Regions from separate parts of the Homo sapiens genome. Here regions 1, 2 and 3 are each linked to region 4. The links are chromatin contacts, found by Hi-C or POLR2A ChIA-PET in ENCODE. All regions are on one chromosome and are shown on one strand. The core of a region is the stretch at or near the end of the contact, and the rest is flanking DNA. Distances in the headings are between cores, read along the strand shown. Region 1 holds the start of METTL15 (methyltransferase 15, mitochondrial 12S rRNA N4-cytidine). Region 2 has its middle 21 kb from the start of ARL14EP. Region 3 has its middle 120 kb from the start of MIR610. Region 4 has its middle 270 kb from the start of LINC02755.

The links. Hi-C counts contacts between places; a loop is a spot of excess contacts on that map. ChIA-PET counts read pairs that join two places held with the same protein, here RNA polymerase II (POLR2A). Pooled maps may share reads with other maps.
Region 1: a map of IMR-90 shows a loop between it and region 4 (3-fold over the local background). The contact joins the promoter of METTL15 here to the enhancer-like site in region 4. A Hi-C loop is called at or near these places in 10 of 168 maps with a recorded cell type or tissue (A673, Calu3, GM12878 and 6 more), 10 of 37 single-sample maps with no recorded cell type and 12 of 50 pooled maps. POLR2A ChIA-PET finds 5 or more read pairs at or near these places in 1 of 52 experiments (AG04450).
Region 2: POLR2A ChIA-PET joins it to region 4 with 10 read pairs in GM12878. The contact joins two enhancer-like sites. A Hi-C loop is called at or near these places in 1 of 37 single-sample maps with no recorded cell type and 3 of 50 pooled maps. POLR2A ChIA-PET finds 5 or more read pairs at or near these places in 1 of 52 experiments (GM12878).
Region 3: a map of IMR-90 shows a loop between it and region 4 (4-fold over the local background). The contact joins two enhancer-like sites. A Hi-C loop is called at or near these places in 2 of 168 maps with a recorded cell type or tissue (both IMR-90) and 1 of 50 pooled maps. POLR2A ChIA-PET finds 5 or more read pairs at or near these places in 1 of 52 experiments (AG04449).

The regions. Positions count from the first base shown.
Region 1 is chr11:28,106,666-28,109,985 of GRCh38, forward strand. It overlaps METTL15 (methyltransferase 15, mitochondrial 12S rRNA N4-cytidine), which reads left to right and starts at 1,723. Exons shown (of 7, transcript NM_001113528.2): 1 at 1,723-1,787. KIF18A (kinesin family member 18A) reads right to left here and starts at 1,491. Exons shown (of 17, transcript NM_031217.4): 1 at 1,399-1,491. RefSeq lists enhancers at 704-1,228, 769-1,028, 1,229-1,752, 1,939-2,018, 3,264-3,320.
Region 2 is chr11:30,342,741-30,346,204 of GRCh38, forward strand. No RefSeq gene overlaps it. Among named protein-coding and RNA genes, the nearest start is that of ARL14EP, 21 kb to the left of the region's middle. RefSeq lists a silencer at 228-277. Within about 2 kb of position 1,516, at least 3 of the 41 ENCODE cell types and tissues checked have a DNase peak (open chromatin) inside an H3K27ac peak, as active enhancers do.
Region 3 is chr11:27,933,498-27,936,661 of GRCh38, forward strand. No RefSeq gene overlaps it. Among named protein-coding and RNA genes, the nearest start is that of MIR610, 120 kb to the right of the region's middle. RefSeq lists enhancers at 401-902, 577-1,776 and a silencer at 525-819. Within about 2 kb of position 1,459, at least 7 of the 41 ENCODE cell types and tissues checked have a DNase peak (open chromatin) inside an H3K27ac peak, as active enhancers do; they include IMR-90, where a contact is called at or near this core.
Region 4 is chr11:29,327,486-29,331,054 of GRCh38, forward strand. No RefSeq gene overlaps it. Among named protein-coding and RNA genes, the nearest start is that of LINC02755, 270 kb to the right of the region's middle. Within about 2 kb of position 1,711, at least 2 of the 41 ENCODE cell types and tissues checked have a DNase peak (open chromatin) inside an H3K27ac peak, as active enhancers do; they include IMR-90, where a contact is called at or near this core.

The sequences.
Region 1 (3,320 bases), core at 473-2,972, 1.2 Mb before region 4:
CTTTTCAATAGTAGAAGAGGAAGGGCTGGGTGCCCTGCCTCACACCTGTAATTCCTGCACTTTAGGAGGCCGAGGCGGGCAGATGGCTTGAGGTCAGGAGTTCGAGACCAGCCTGGCCAACACAGTGAATCCCCGTCTCTACCAAAGATACAAAAATTAGCCGAGTGTGGTGGCAAACGCCTGTAATCCCAGCTACTCGGGAGGCTGAGGCACGAGAATTGCTTGAACCTGGGAGGTGGAGGTTGCAGTGAGCAGCGATCACGTCACTGCACTCCAGCTTGGACCACAGAGCGAGACTCTGTCTCAAATAAATGAATAAATAATAGAAAAGGAGATTAATTACTACTATTAAAGGCAGATAATCTTTTAAGTTTTTTTCTTTGTGATTGTGCTTTGTAGATAATCTTTGTTTATTGAAATAGTTCTTACAAACTATGAACTTAATAAGAAGCACTATCTAGTCATTGGATATCACATTCTCTAGCATCAAAGTTTATAAAAACCTTACAAAAACGAAACAGGAGGCTAGACGTGGTGGAATGACACTAAAAATTAAAATCTGTAGAGTGCCTAAATTTCTACCTAATTATCCATAATCTAAACTATATATTATACCACAAAATCAGTTCATTCTGGTCAAATACTCTCTTCTCATATAATAAACAGCAGTCAGTCTTGGCTTCTCTGTAACTGAGTGACTAATGAGCTCCTAAAAAAAAAAAAAAGTCCTGCGGAAACCAAGAACAGACTATAGGACTGATTCTAAATGTTTACAGTTTAATTTCATCTGCAGAGCATTTGCCAAACAGTATCTCTTCCGTACCTCATCTGATCCTCGGCAATCCCGTTAGGCAGTCAGAGCGGCTTTTATCTCGATGCTACCTACAACTGGGGCTCAGGAGGGGTTCCCGATTGACCAGTGCAAGACTAACAGTTAAAGCTCTTCAGACAAAAATTTTATGCAGTGATGAACAAAAGCTCCTCGTTTGATAGGTAAGCCCCTGGGTACGCTTATATGTGAGTCTGAAACAAAACACTCCCAATTTGGAGTCCGGAAAAAAGCTGACACTACAAGGTGCTGGGCAGTTAAAGTTCTCTGCCAGTCTGGGAAAGGGGCCAAGATGCCCTTTAAAACTTAAGACTTCCTCTCAGGACTTAAGGAGATCCCTGCCCTTCCAGCTGAGCAGTCGAGGATTACGGTCAAGCAGAGCTGTGCTCTTAGCAGGTTCTCGAATCCCTTTTTCCTTTCACTTTCTCCCCAGGTACCCTGATCCCCCACCCCTCAACGCTTCTGTGTTTGTCAAGAAGCCCACCTGGTCTTCTAGACCTGAAGCGGCAGGACCCTCCGTTCCCAATAATACAAGTCACCAAAAGGAGCGTCCCAGAGTCCAGTTTTACCTTCATGTGCCTCTCACTCACTTCAGGCCCAGGCCAGGTTACCGCAACCACTTCACTTTAATGTCCGCCTCCCAGCGCTTCAGACTCAACCACAATATTCAAACCCAAGCCACTTTCCTCAGCGCTTCGTTTCATTGGCTGCCGCTCGCGTGATGTCATCACGTCGGACGCTGTCACGGCTCGCGGCAGCTTGGCGCCAAGAAGCTCAGCCTGGCTGCGCAGGGGAAGCTCTTTGCTTGCTCGTCACCGTGGCAACGCGCGCGGCCGTTTCCGGAGGCGGTGGCCAAAGTGGGCGGGGCTAGGCCGGAGCTGCTGGTGGGAGGCAGCCACTTGAGATCACCAGGCCTCCTGTAGACCGGCGGGTGCAGGGCCCGGTCCCAGAGTTAAGGGTGTGAGTGAGACTGCTGCGGGCAGGGGTTGGCCTATGCCCTCTGCTAGGGGGAGAGGTGGAGTTTGGGTGTGGATTAATGGGTTCTGGGTGTTTATTTTCTTTTCTCTGAGTAGTGAGGCCTCCAAGAAGTTGTAGGGACCTGTTTCTTCCAGACACATTAATATGGGCCAAAATGTGGGGTCTCTTCACCTGAATTAATTGGAGATCTTTTGGGTTGAGGCCTCAGGCTTCATTTCTCAGGACTTCCAGGCCTACTCCCATTAGTACTGACCGTGAAACTATTTTCTGTTTGGTTACTTTTTACATTCTCTGTCTAATGATGGCATAACAAAATAAATTTAAAGATTTTGGCTTGGTTTATTATTAGGTGAAGTGATTTTTTTTAAGTCCCAGGTTATAGATATTATTTCAGCATAGACACTTTAAAAAGAGAGAAAATACCTGGAACAAATCGGAAATACGTTTGCTAAAATAACTTTATTTGGCAGGGTGTTTTTAATAACAGTATCTGAATTTCATTGTTCTATATATTACTGTTATTGTATCCATTTAGCAATTATTTAGATTTTAGACACAATAGTATGCAATGGAATCAAACTCTTCCCTCTTGGAGCTTATATTTTGTGGATTCAATATCACTTTATAAATAGGATGACTCATACCCATGCAGAGTATTATAAATGCAACAATATATGGAAACCTCTGTATTATGGACATTTATTTCCTGTTGAGGAAAATCGGGAGTATTGTGTACTGTATGTGATGCATGTTATATTATTGTTTCTGATCACTAGACAGAGGATCAATAAAGCTACTACTTATTTTTGGCTGTATTACGTGTATCTTAGCTAATGAAATGGTTATTTGTGTGCTGCTGGTCTTGGTAATAAAATCGAGATGTCTTTATTTCCAGTAAGAACTCATTGTATAGTACTTTACGTTTTGACTTCCCAGGTATTTTATTAGTCCCTTTACATATGGTCTCTCAGTTAATTCTCAAAACAGCCCATGAGACGTAGGTAATATTATTTTCATTTTTCTGAGAGAAAACTGAAGTTTTCAGAAAATTCCTAACACAAAATTTTGTCTTGAACTATACAGGCAAGGCAATTCAGAATTGAGTCATTTGTCTCTGAAATACTTTCTGGATTAAGTGACATTAAGAGAATATCTTAATCCAGTCTGAAAATATGCATATTTTGCCAGTTGCTTGTAAAATTGCATGGATCATTGGTGAAGAATAGAAGTGTTTTAAAGTTTGTCTTTTTTGACACCCACATTGTATAAGGTTTATCAGTGCCACAGATGTTTTCACACCTAATCCAAGTACTTTAGATTTCAAATTCAGTGTTACACTTGCCATTTAACAGTGTTCAGATGATGAGGTCCATATTTTAAAGGAATTGTACATTTGGTTAAAGCAGAGAGATTTTGACATTACAATCAATCCCACTACTGTGCCACCTTGCTCCTTGTAGTTTCTAAACATAGAGCTAATGAGACAGAAATTCCCACTTTTAGTTAAAAATTG
Region 2 (3,464 bases), core at 266-2,765, 1.0 Mb after region 4:
TCTGCTTTGGGTTTTTGTTTTTATTTTTGTTTCCACGTCAGTTAAAGTCTGGTAGTGTTTTGCATGCCCAGTATCACTTCCCCTTCTGGAATTAGCACTCTGCAGTTGGCCTTTGAGAAACCACCCTTGTAGTCAGCCCATGTGGTTCAGATACAGTTGGCCTTACTTTGTGGTTGTAGGGTGGGTTTATCACAAGTCCTGGCCTTTGAGAATGTAGCATCTCACTAGCCTTAATGAATGTTAGAAGGGTGGATGTATGACTAGCCAGGTCAATCAAAGCCAATCAACTTCAGGCTTACTGAGACTAGAGAAGAAGTGATGCTTTTTTTCAATGAGGGTTGCTAAGTTTACAGGTTTAAGACCAGGCCTACTGGTGGCTAATCTTGGCACTAAGTGAGAATCTGCCTTAGAATGTAAACAACATACGTGAAAGTGGAAGCCAGAGACCAAGATAGATAGAATTTGGGTATCTCGATCCAGTTATGTCTGAAGTCAAACCTGGAATTTTCAGTTATGTGAGTCAATAATTTTGTCTTTTTGCACGATTGACCATTAAGTGAATACAAGGTAATGACTAGATGGAAAGTTAGCTCTACTCATTTGAGGATAAAAGATCAAGGGTAGAATGGCCTGTTTGAAACTCATGCCCTTGGGAACTTTTATCTTCTTTTTTTTTTTTTTTTTTTTTTTTTGAGACAGTCTCGCTCTGTCGCCCAGGCTGGAGTGCAGTGGTGCGATCTCGGCTCACTGCAAGCTCCGCCTCCCGGGTTCACACCATTCTCCTGCCTCAGCCTCCCAAGTAGCTGGGACTACAGGCGCCCAGCACCACGCCCGGCTAATTTTTGTATTTTTAGTAGAGACAGGGTTTCACCGTGTTAACCAGGATGATCTCGATCTCCTGACCTTGTGATCTGCCCACCTCAGCCTCCCATAGTGCTGGGATTATAGGCGTGAGCCACTGCACCCGGCCAGGAACTTTTATATCTTTTAAGGAGAGCAAACAGCTGTGACTTACCCCCACATCTTCAATCCTGCCCTGCAAAATCTTCTCATACCATTCTCATGGACCTTAACCTCCTTTAGACAAATGTAGCATGGCCTATGGTAATTTACCATGAGGGTCTGACATTCTGTAATAACAATAAGGCACTTGTAATTAAGTTACCAATTTAGGGTATTTGTATTGGTGTTACTTGCTTTTAAAGTGCTTAGCATGTTTGAAAATTGGAACTTGGACTTCTCACCCTCCAGAACTGTAAGAATTAAATTTCTGTTGTTCATAAGCTAAACAGAGAATACTTGGATAATTTTCTCTGTCATCCTATGTTTCATAGCTAGAACTCAATCCTAGGTCAAATGAATATAAATTTTTAATAGCTGTATCTGAATTAAATAACTTGTCAGGCAGTTAAAGGCATATCATTGACTTAAATTTGTGGTTTATAACACTGCTAGCAAAATGAAGTTAAAGCATCAACAGCTCCTGTTCTTCTTCCCTTTTACCCTTACAGGACTCTCAGTTCTGTGGTGTGAAAGAGGGGAAGGTGAAACTGGTTCCTGCCAAACAAAAGGGAACTCAGCACACACCTCAACATTTTCTATATGTCATTTCCAGAAATAATGATGCCAAAAAAAAAATCAAATGCATAATGACTTTCTGATACTTGACAGTGTATTTTATAAAGCTGGATATTCTTAATCATTTGTGATACAGGGATATTTAAATGCTTTCATCTTTTTTGATATTTTAGTGTATTGACATTTTTTAACTTTTTTTCAGTTGAAATTACATAAAAATATAGAGTATATTTGGTTAGACGTTCATAGGTTCACCTATTTCTGAGGTTCCTGCTTCAAAACATCTTTATGGTGATATCGACTTTCTTGAAAAAATACACAGTTCTAAAATTGGATAAATTTAGAGAAATAATTTGGTTTGCTAAACCTTGGCTATTAGCCAAAATTTGGGTGAAAATAAAGTAGGACACTTTAGAAAATGAAATTGTTTTTATACTTTATATGTTAGTCCTTTTAGGCTGCTATAATGAAATGTCATAGACTGGATAGCATACAATCCACAGGAATTTGTTCCCCACAGCTCTGGAGGCTGGGAAGTCCAAGATCAAGATGCCACCAAATTCAGTGTCTAGTGAGGGCACTTCCTGGTTCATAAACAATGTCTCTTTGCTATAAACCTCTCACAGTGGGAGGGGCAGGAGATCTTTCGGGAGCCTCTTTTATAAAGGCACTAATCCCATTCATGAAGGCTCTGTCACCATAAGCTAATCATCTCCCAAAGACCCCACCTCCTAATACCATCACTGTTGGCGTGAGGATTTCAATATATGAATTTTGGGGGAACAAACATTCAGACCCTAGCAGATATTACCACATTTCTTTATTCCACCTTTCCTAATAAGTGGCTATTTTTATCATTTCACAGATGAGGAAACTGAGAGCTAAAGAATTTAGATAACTTGCCTAGGGTCACATAGTTTATCAGTGGAAGAGAAGGGAATCTAAATAGATTGTTTGACGCCAAAGTTCCAATGCTGGTGGATATTTTTCTATTCTTCTTTGACCATTCATCTTATACATGTGAAATTCTTTCTGTTCAGGATTCATTGAAGCTATGTGATTCTGATGACTTAGGTATTATTGCAGTTTGGTTACTTAAGGTGTGTCCTGGAAGTAAAGATTTTGCCCACTTCCATGCCCACCACTCAGCCAGCTCCATAAACATGGATGGAATATGTTTCTCAGCCAATTCTAACATGTCTTTCTGTTTTCGTTCTGAGAAGTCACAGTGAAGAAGGTGTACACTTAGTGACAACAACAGCTATTTATTGTGTGTTTGGATACATAATCGAATTGTACTTTTGTCCTAACTCTTAAAAAGCCTTTGTATCATTGTTCTACCATAAAGACACGACACATGCATGTGTATGCTCATTGCAGCGCTATTCACATTAGCAAAGACATGGAATAAATCTAGATGCCCATCAACAGTGTACTGGATGAAGAAGTGTATTGGGACATATACATGATGGAATACTATGCAGCCATAAAAACAACAAAAAGAAGTGTACTGGGACATACACACGATGGAATACTATGCAGCCATAAAAACAACAGTATCATGCCCTTTGCAGCAACATAGATACAGCTGGTGGCCATTATCCTAAGTGAATTAACACAGGAACAGAAAAGCAAATACCACATGTTCCCACTTATAAGTGGGAGCTAAACATTGAGGACACGTGGACACAAAGAGGGGAACAATAGACACCAGAACCTACTTGAGGTTGGAAGGTGGGAGGAGGATGAGGATCAAAAAACTATCAGGTACTATTATAGACTACCTGGGTGACAAAGATTTGTACACCAAACCCCAACAACATACGATTTACCCATGTAACAAACCTGCACATGTATCATGCGAACCAAAAATAAAAGTTGGAAGG
Region 3 (3,164 bases), core at 209-2,708, 1.4 Mb before region 4:
ATGTGCCAGCCATCTAAGTTCTATAGTAGCAAACAAATCTAATATGGTATTAAACAAAAAATTCTAATGAGGAAATAAGCAATAACTAATTTTTACATATATGTATTTATATTAATACATGACGTTACACAGCAATAGCTCCTTCAATATTGTGAGCACATGTGTGGCTTTTGTATGAATTACAAGAGGAGCCCCATCTCCCAGAAGGATCGTCTCCCTGAAGGATCTTCTACCTAAATTTGTAATTGTGGTGTAACAACAAGTTCTGTGGAATGGCTTCACTGGAGGCCTTAGAACGGTCCCTGAATTTTGTGCCCTTCAATAGTGACTAAAATGCCTTTATAAAACTTTAAATCAGAAGACCATGATGGCAAGCCTTAGAATCCAGAAGCTGTCTTGGAAAATACTCTGTATCTCAAATTAAGCAGTAAGAGCCTTTACTGAGGCCGTCTTTAGAAACAGGATCTCCTCAGGCCCATTTATAGCTCTGAGCCATTCTGCTTCCTACTAAGGGAACTTCTAGGGACAAGGCCACCACTTTCAGCCAAACACTCATGGTCAAAGCACGGTCATTGGCTCCCCAGGAATGTTTCCCTCTCCCCTTCTTTGGCTCTGCTTTAGCATACAAATACTGCTCCAGCATCTCTGTTTTCTGTGGCGCCAGGAAGACTGAGTCCCGTGACTGCAGGGGCTGGTAGGATGAGCACTGCAGGCTGCACGAGGTCGGCCAGGGCCCATTAACCTCCTATTCAAGCTCATTGTTTTACAAGTGATCATCGCCACTTCGCTGCCCAGTCAGAAGCAAGTAGCAGCTTTACGGCCTACTTAAAGAAAATGGCTCAGCACTTAGGCATTTTCTGGTGCCACAGGGTTCAAAGTGAAATTAATTTCCATTACCGCCTATAATAAATCACCTCACCCAACACATGTATGAAATTCCATTCAGTAGACTCAAGTCATTCTGGGGCCACACAGAAGAGCATGCACACTTCAGCTTGCGCGTAATTTCTCTGCTTGGATAGAGCTGATGGGGCCCTGCAAACGATTAGGTTCCAAGAGAGCTGATGGGATGTGAAGCAGTCCTAAAACACACAGATAGGAACCCTGCCTGAGGATACTGGGTTTAGTTAGAGGAGAAGGGGGAGTTCTTTCTTTCTTGGAACACTTTTTGGTGGCCCTTTCCCTCTCTCTCTCTCTGTCCTCTCTGGGGCCTTATCACAGTCATAGATACACAGACGCTTGTGGTAGGGACAGTAGAAGCCCCTCTGATGTCAGAATCTGGATCTGGTTGGAAACTCTTGGAGGTCTTTTGTGGGGAATGTGTGTGGCTAGTCATTCTGAGTCTCAATCATTTTATGAAAGAAACTGCGGAATGATTGTAAGTCCCTCATACAGCCAGAGAATGAAGAAAGTAAATAGCAAGGTACGGCATCACTGAGACAAATCCACAGAAGCCGGAAGGATGGTGAATATGACTCACATTCAGCGAATCATGCCTCAGGAATTTAAGCTACAGAGGCCCAGAATCTTCGAGCTGGAAGAGATCTTACAGCGTGTTGAGTCCAATCCCCATGGGCTAGAGATAGGAAATGAGGAAAACAGAGACATGAGATTATAATAGTAATCGCTACTGTTTATTAGGCCCCCATTCTGTGCCTTCAAGGTACTAATTTGTAACATTTGTATTGATTAAGCCCCATGGCAATTCTAGGAAATTGTCTTTTTTATGTTTTTAAACAGATTTATATTTACAGAGAAATGGAGAAGATAGTGCAGAAAGTTTCCATATACTCCATAACCAGTTTATCTTATTATTAATAGTTCACATTGGTGTAGTACTTTTATTATAATATATGAACCACTATTGTTACCTTATTATTAACTAAAGTTCATGCTTCATTCCAATGATTTCCTTAGCTTTTACCTAATGTCCTTTTTCTATGTCAGGAGCTCATCCAGGTTACCACATTACATTTAGTTGTCATGTTTACCTAAGCTCTTCTGTGACAGTTTCTCAGACTTTCCTTGTTTTTGATAACCTTGACAGTTTTGAAGAGCTCCAATTAGGTATTTTTTTAGAATGCCACTTTATTGGAATTTGTCTGATCTTCTTCTCCATGATTGGACTGGGGTTACAGGCTTTTGGAAGGTGAGGTAGGTATTTTTATCCTCCTTTGCAAATGAGAAAACAAACACTTAGTGAAATAAGGAGAATTAAGTCATGTCACTAATATAAGTAATGAAGTCAGGTTTGGAACCCAAGTCTTTCTGAATCTAGAGATCAAGTTCTTAACCATCACATTGCTTTCCTGTAGCCCTATTAGTTGAAAGCCCAACGAGGACTTAAATCTGAAATCCAATTTGGTGTTCTTTCACAGAGACGGATGGTTGCAGCAATAGGTAGGTAGGTAAGTAGGTAGATAGGTAAGTAGATGGATAGATTGATGATAGACTCTTTATAAATGTCTCACGATGACATGTGTAACACAGTCTTACCATAAACACTCAAGCACCATAGACATATATGAGATGATAGTGCCTTGTAAGCACTCTACAATAATTGTTACTGTTAGGTGTAGAGCCGTCCAATTTTTCTATGCTTATGCCATGCATAATTTTTGTTGGCATGCATAATTATGCCAACATAATTTTTAATGGAAGTGTATTATACATACTGTTCTGCAAGGTTTTTTCTTAATAATATATCACACAATTTTATGAACTATACATTTGAGTTTGACTTCGAACTTTCTGTGTACTCTTAGTTAACTGATTCCTTATAAATGGACATCAGGTATCTCAATTTACTGCTGGTGCTCTTTCCCTTAACATGGTGGACCTAAAAATTCAGCAATCATGAGTATCATTTGGGGAGTGCATTAAACTACTGGCTAGGTGCAGTGGCTCACGCCTGTAATCCCAACACTTTGAGAGGCTGAGCCAGGGGGATCACCTGAGGTCAGAAGTTAGAAACAAGCCTGACCAACATGACAAAACCCCTTCTCTATTAAACACACACACACACACACACACAAAAATTAGCCGGGCATGGTAGCAGGGGCCTGTAATCCCAGCTATTTGGGAGGCTGAGGCACGAGAATCACTTGAACCCAGGAGGCAGAGGTTGCAGTGAGCCGAGATCGCGCCACTGCAATCCAGCCTGG
Region 4 (3,569 bases), core at 461-2,960:
TGGAAAAAATAGATTTCTGTTTTAAAAATTGTACTCTTCGGCCAGGCACGGTGGCTCACGCCTGTAATCCCAGCACTTTGGGAGGCCGAGGTGGGTGGATCACAAGGTCAGGAGATCGAGACCATCCTGGCTAACATGGCGAAACCCCGTCTCTACTAAAAATACAAAAAATTAGCCGGGTGTGTTGGCGGGCGCCTGTAGTCCCAGCTACTCGGGAGGCTGAGGCAGGAGAATGGCGTGAACCGGGGAAGCGGAGCTTGCAGTGAGCCGAGATCGCGGCACTGCACTCCAGCCTGGGCAACAGAGTAAGACTCTTGTCTCAAAAAAAAAAAAAATGTTACTCTTATGGGAGGGTGGAGAGTAGCAAAGAACCAGGTCAGAGGCCAATACCATCATTCTGTCAGGAGATAGTGGTGACAAAGAACCAAAAAACTATCGGGACCAAAGATACAGAGACAGTTTCCCCTATTTCATAAACTCAACTATAAGGAATTTAGTATTTTGAGTTGACTCACAATAAAATATGCTTTCTAAATTTTAGTTCATTGAGAACAAAGGACTGTTCGGGAATCTTTGACAGTCAGCTCAAGGAAAATGTAAAAAGTTGGGGAAAGAGTGGCTGTAAAGTCTCAGAAAACCACATGTGGCATTTGGTTGAAGGAAGTATAAGCAGTGCACGTAGGAACTGGAAGCTTTTCAGATACCTATACTGTGTATCTTTCTGAGTCTAAATTTTTTTCTCGCATATGATATTTTCTTTGTACACATCCCATTCTTCTTTCTGCAGACTGAATTCCTCTGCTTATTCATAAAATTAGTATCCCCAAACTTCAAATTCTTTATGGCTTTGGTTTGCCAAAGTGAAGCTCCTACTTTGACACGGGGTGCCTTTTCAACCCTAGAGCCTTCTTCCTTCTGGATTCAGGCTTTTTGTCTCCTGATCCATGTTCTCTCAGGCCTCTGGATGGGTAATTTCAGTCTATGGTTGCTTTCCACTTACTTCAAGTATCCATCCCAGAAACAATTCATTATCACAATGGGAGAGTTTGGTAAGCGTGATTGCTCATTTTAGAAGCTGTCGTCAAATTGGATTAATTTAGAAATGAAAGCTAAGCCTAGAAGAAACTGAGTTCATATCACAAACTTAAAAAAAAAAAAAAACCAACTTTTACACTTAGAAAAACTAAAACAAACAAAAATTGAGTTTCCACACTAACCAACACCACCAGAACAGAATATAAAAAAGGCAGGTCAGGCTTAATAACTTACCTCTTAGCTTCTCTGATTAAGCAAGGCTTGAGCATGGGAAATCTTTGGTCCATTTTGTTCTGTTACATTTTCTAATAACCCACAACCACCTAAGTTATGAAATGCTATAAAACAGAATGTTTATTCCCACTTTCAGCATTCATATATCATCTGCTCAAAGCTAGACTTTAAAGTTTGGAATGTGGAGAAGACACGTGCTTTATTGGTCTGCGGCATTCATGTTTTCTGTTGACACCATCACTCTTGAAAGACGGAGGAGAGAAAATGAGACATCACCTCTGGTTGAGTGGAATTCAATTGCAGAGGACCATGGCTGCGGAAAGCTTACAAAGTGCACTCAAATTTTCAAATCTCTGGACTTTCATGTGCAGGTAGACACTCTGGAGCCATCTAGTGGCATAACATCATTGAAATGAGAAGAGCCAGGGTTGAGAATTGACGAAAAGTCCAAATGTAACTCCAGTGTAATCTAGCATAGTCTCACCCACATGGGTCATGATTTCAGGAAGGTAACTGATATGGCAAATGCCCTGGTTCTGGGAAGGAAACTGACAACCTATGATCCTGCCTCATTCCCTGTGACTGCAGTTTCTTCTAGCACTGTTCCTACATGTGCATCACCTGGTGACCTAGTTGGAGTGGAATTTATGAGCAACAGTTATTTTAATGAATCTGTTAGAAACAAAATACAAGACTGCGTTTAACCACTGCAAATTGTAACATGTCAGTGACTTTACCATTGTCTCTTAATTAGCTCCACCTATTTTCAAATAAGCAGCTTGGGGCCGAGATAGAGTTTCAAAGCGTTATTCAATGGTTTTAAGTTGTTAAGCTAGTGCTTTATTTTGACTGATATTTATGGGGCTGGAGGAATAGAAGAACTGGAGGCATTTTTTCCTTTCTCTAAAACTGAAAACCAATTCTCTCTATGATGATTTAGACTGGAGCTAAGATATAATACTTGGAAGAGGTTTTCCTTAGAAAGTGCACTACTGCACTGACAGTGACTTTCTATTCATACCACCTCATTTCTTTTACTTGGTAAACTAAATTAAGCTCTAGGACACTTGTTCTCAAACTTGAACATGCATCAGAATCAACTAAAAACCTGTTAAAATGCAGATTGCTGGGCTTTATTGGAGTTTCTGCTTTAGATAGGTCTGGAGTAATGTTCAAGAATTTGCATTTATAAAAACTTCCAAGGAGATACTGATACTGTTGTTGGCTGAGGGACTGCACTTTGTAAGCTATTGCTGTGGAAAATTAAGGCATGGATGTTCACCTTTTATTGTTTTACTGACTCAAAGACAAAGCCGAAACACTCTTTCTGGCCTTCTCAATGAGCAATAGGGTTTTATGGCAGGTAATCTTTTATTTTTTAGAATAGATCTGGTTCTTCAAATGAGATCCTTCATAGAAACTCAATGTATAAGACAGGTAAAAATAGAGCTCCTTTGATTAATGTGAAGGTGAGAGAACAGCACCTCTTCTGTCTTTCCTCATAAATTTCCATAGCAGATACCGGCACCACCTCAGCAGAAACTGGGAGCCAGCATAGAGCATGTTGAAAACCAAAGCGGGTATTACTATCATTGCTGACTCTTTAGCTCCCTCTTACATGGTCACCAGATGCTCAGAAGTTTCTGTTCATCATCCAGATTGTTCCATTCCAGCCTCAAATTACTATTTTCTACAAAATTATTGGTTTGCCCCTCACTGATATATTCCACTGGGTTCGGTGCAGTGTAGTTATAATATGAATAAAAGAGTGTGCATTGTTCTTTTCCAGATAACTCTTGATTACAGAATTTGTTTTGTAATACCAGTCCATGAGATATTGGGAATGGTGTAAAACACCCATACTCCATGAGGAGCGTCTGTGCACAGCTACATTTTTCAGCACTTCTAGCAGCATGACATTCACGTCCCCATTGCCCTGGCTGTTGTCACTGTTCCCAGGACCACCGTCATGCTTCCCACCAACCCCTTCCACAATTACAAAACAGATAATGGCATTGATAACTAATGTATCACTTATCACAAACAATTACAAATATTTATTGAGTAACACTTTTGAACTATATCCTTTAATTCAGAATTCTCCCCTTCAATAGCTCAAAGATGGTTGATATATAGCAGAGAGAAGGCAGGTTAGGAATTTTCACCAACTTGCAGATGTTCTAAGTCATGGCTTTTATCAATTTACCTATGGGAATATGTAACCCTATGAATATTTTCCTAATTTAGATATTTCTTTGTTTCATCTCCAAATGAGTTCTTGAATCTAAACTACTACTCAA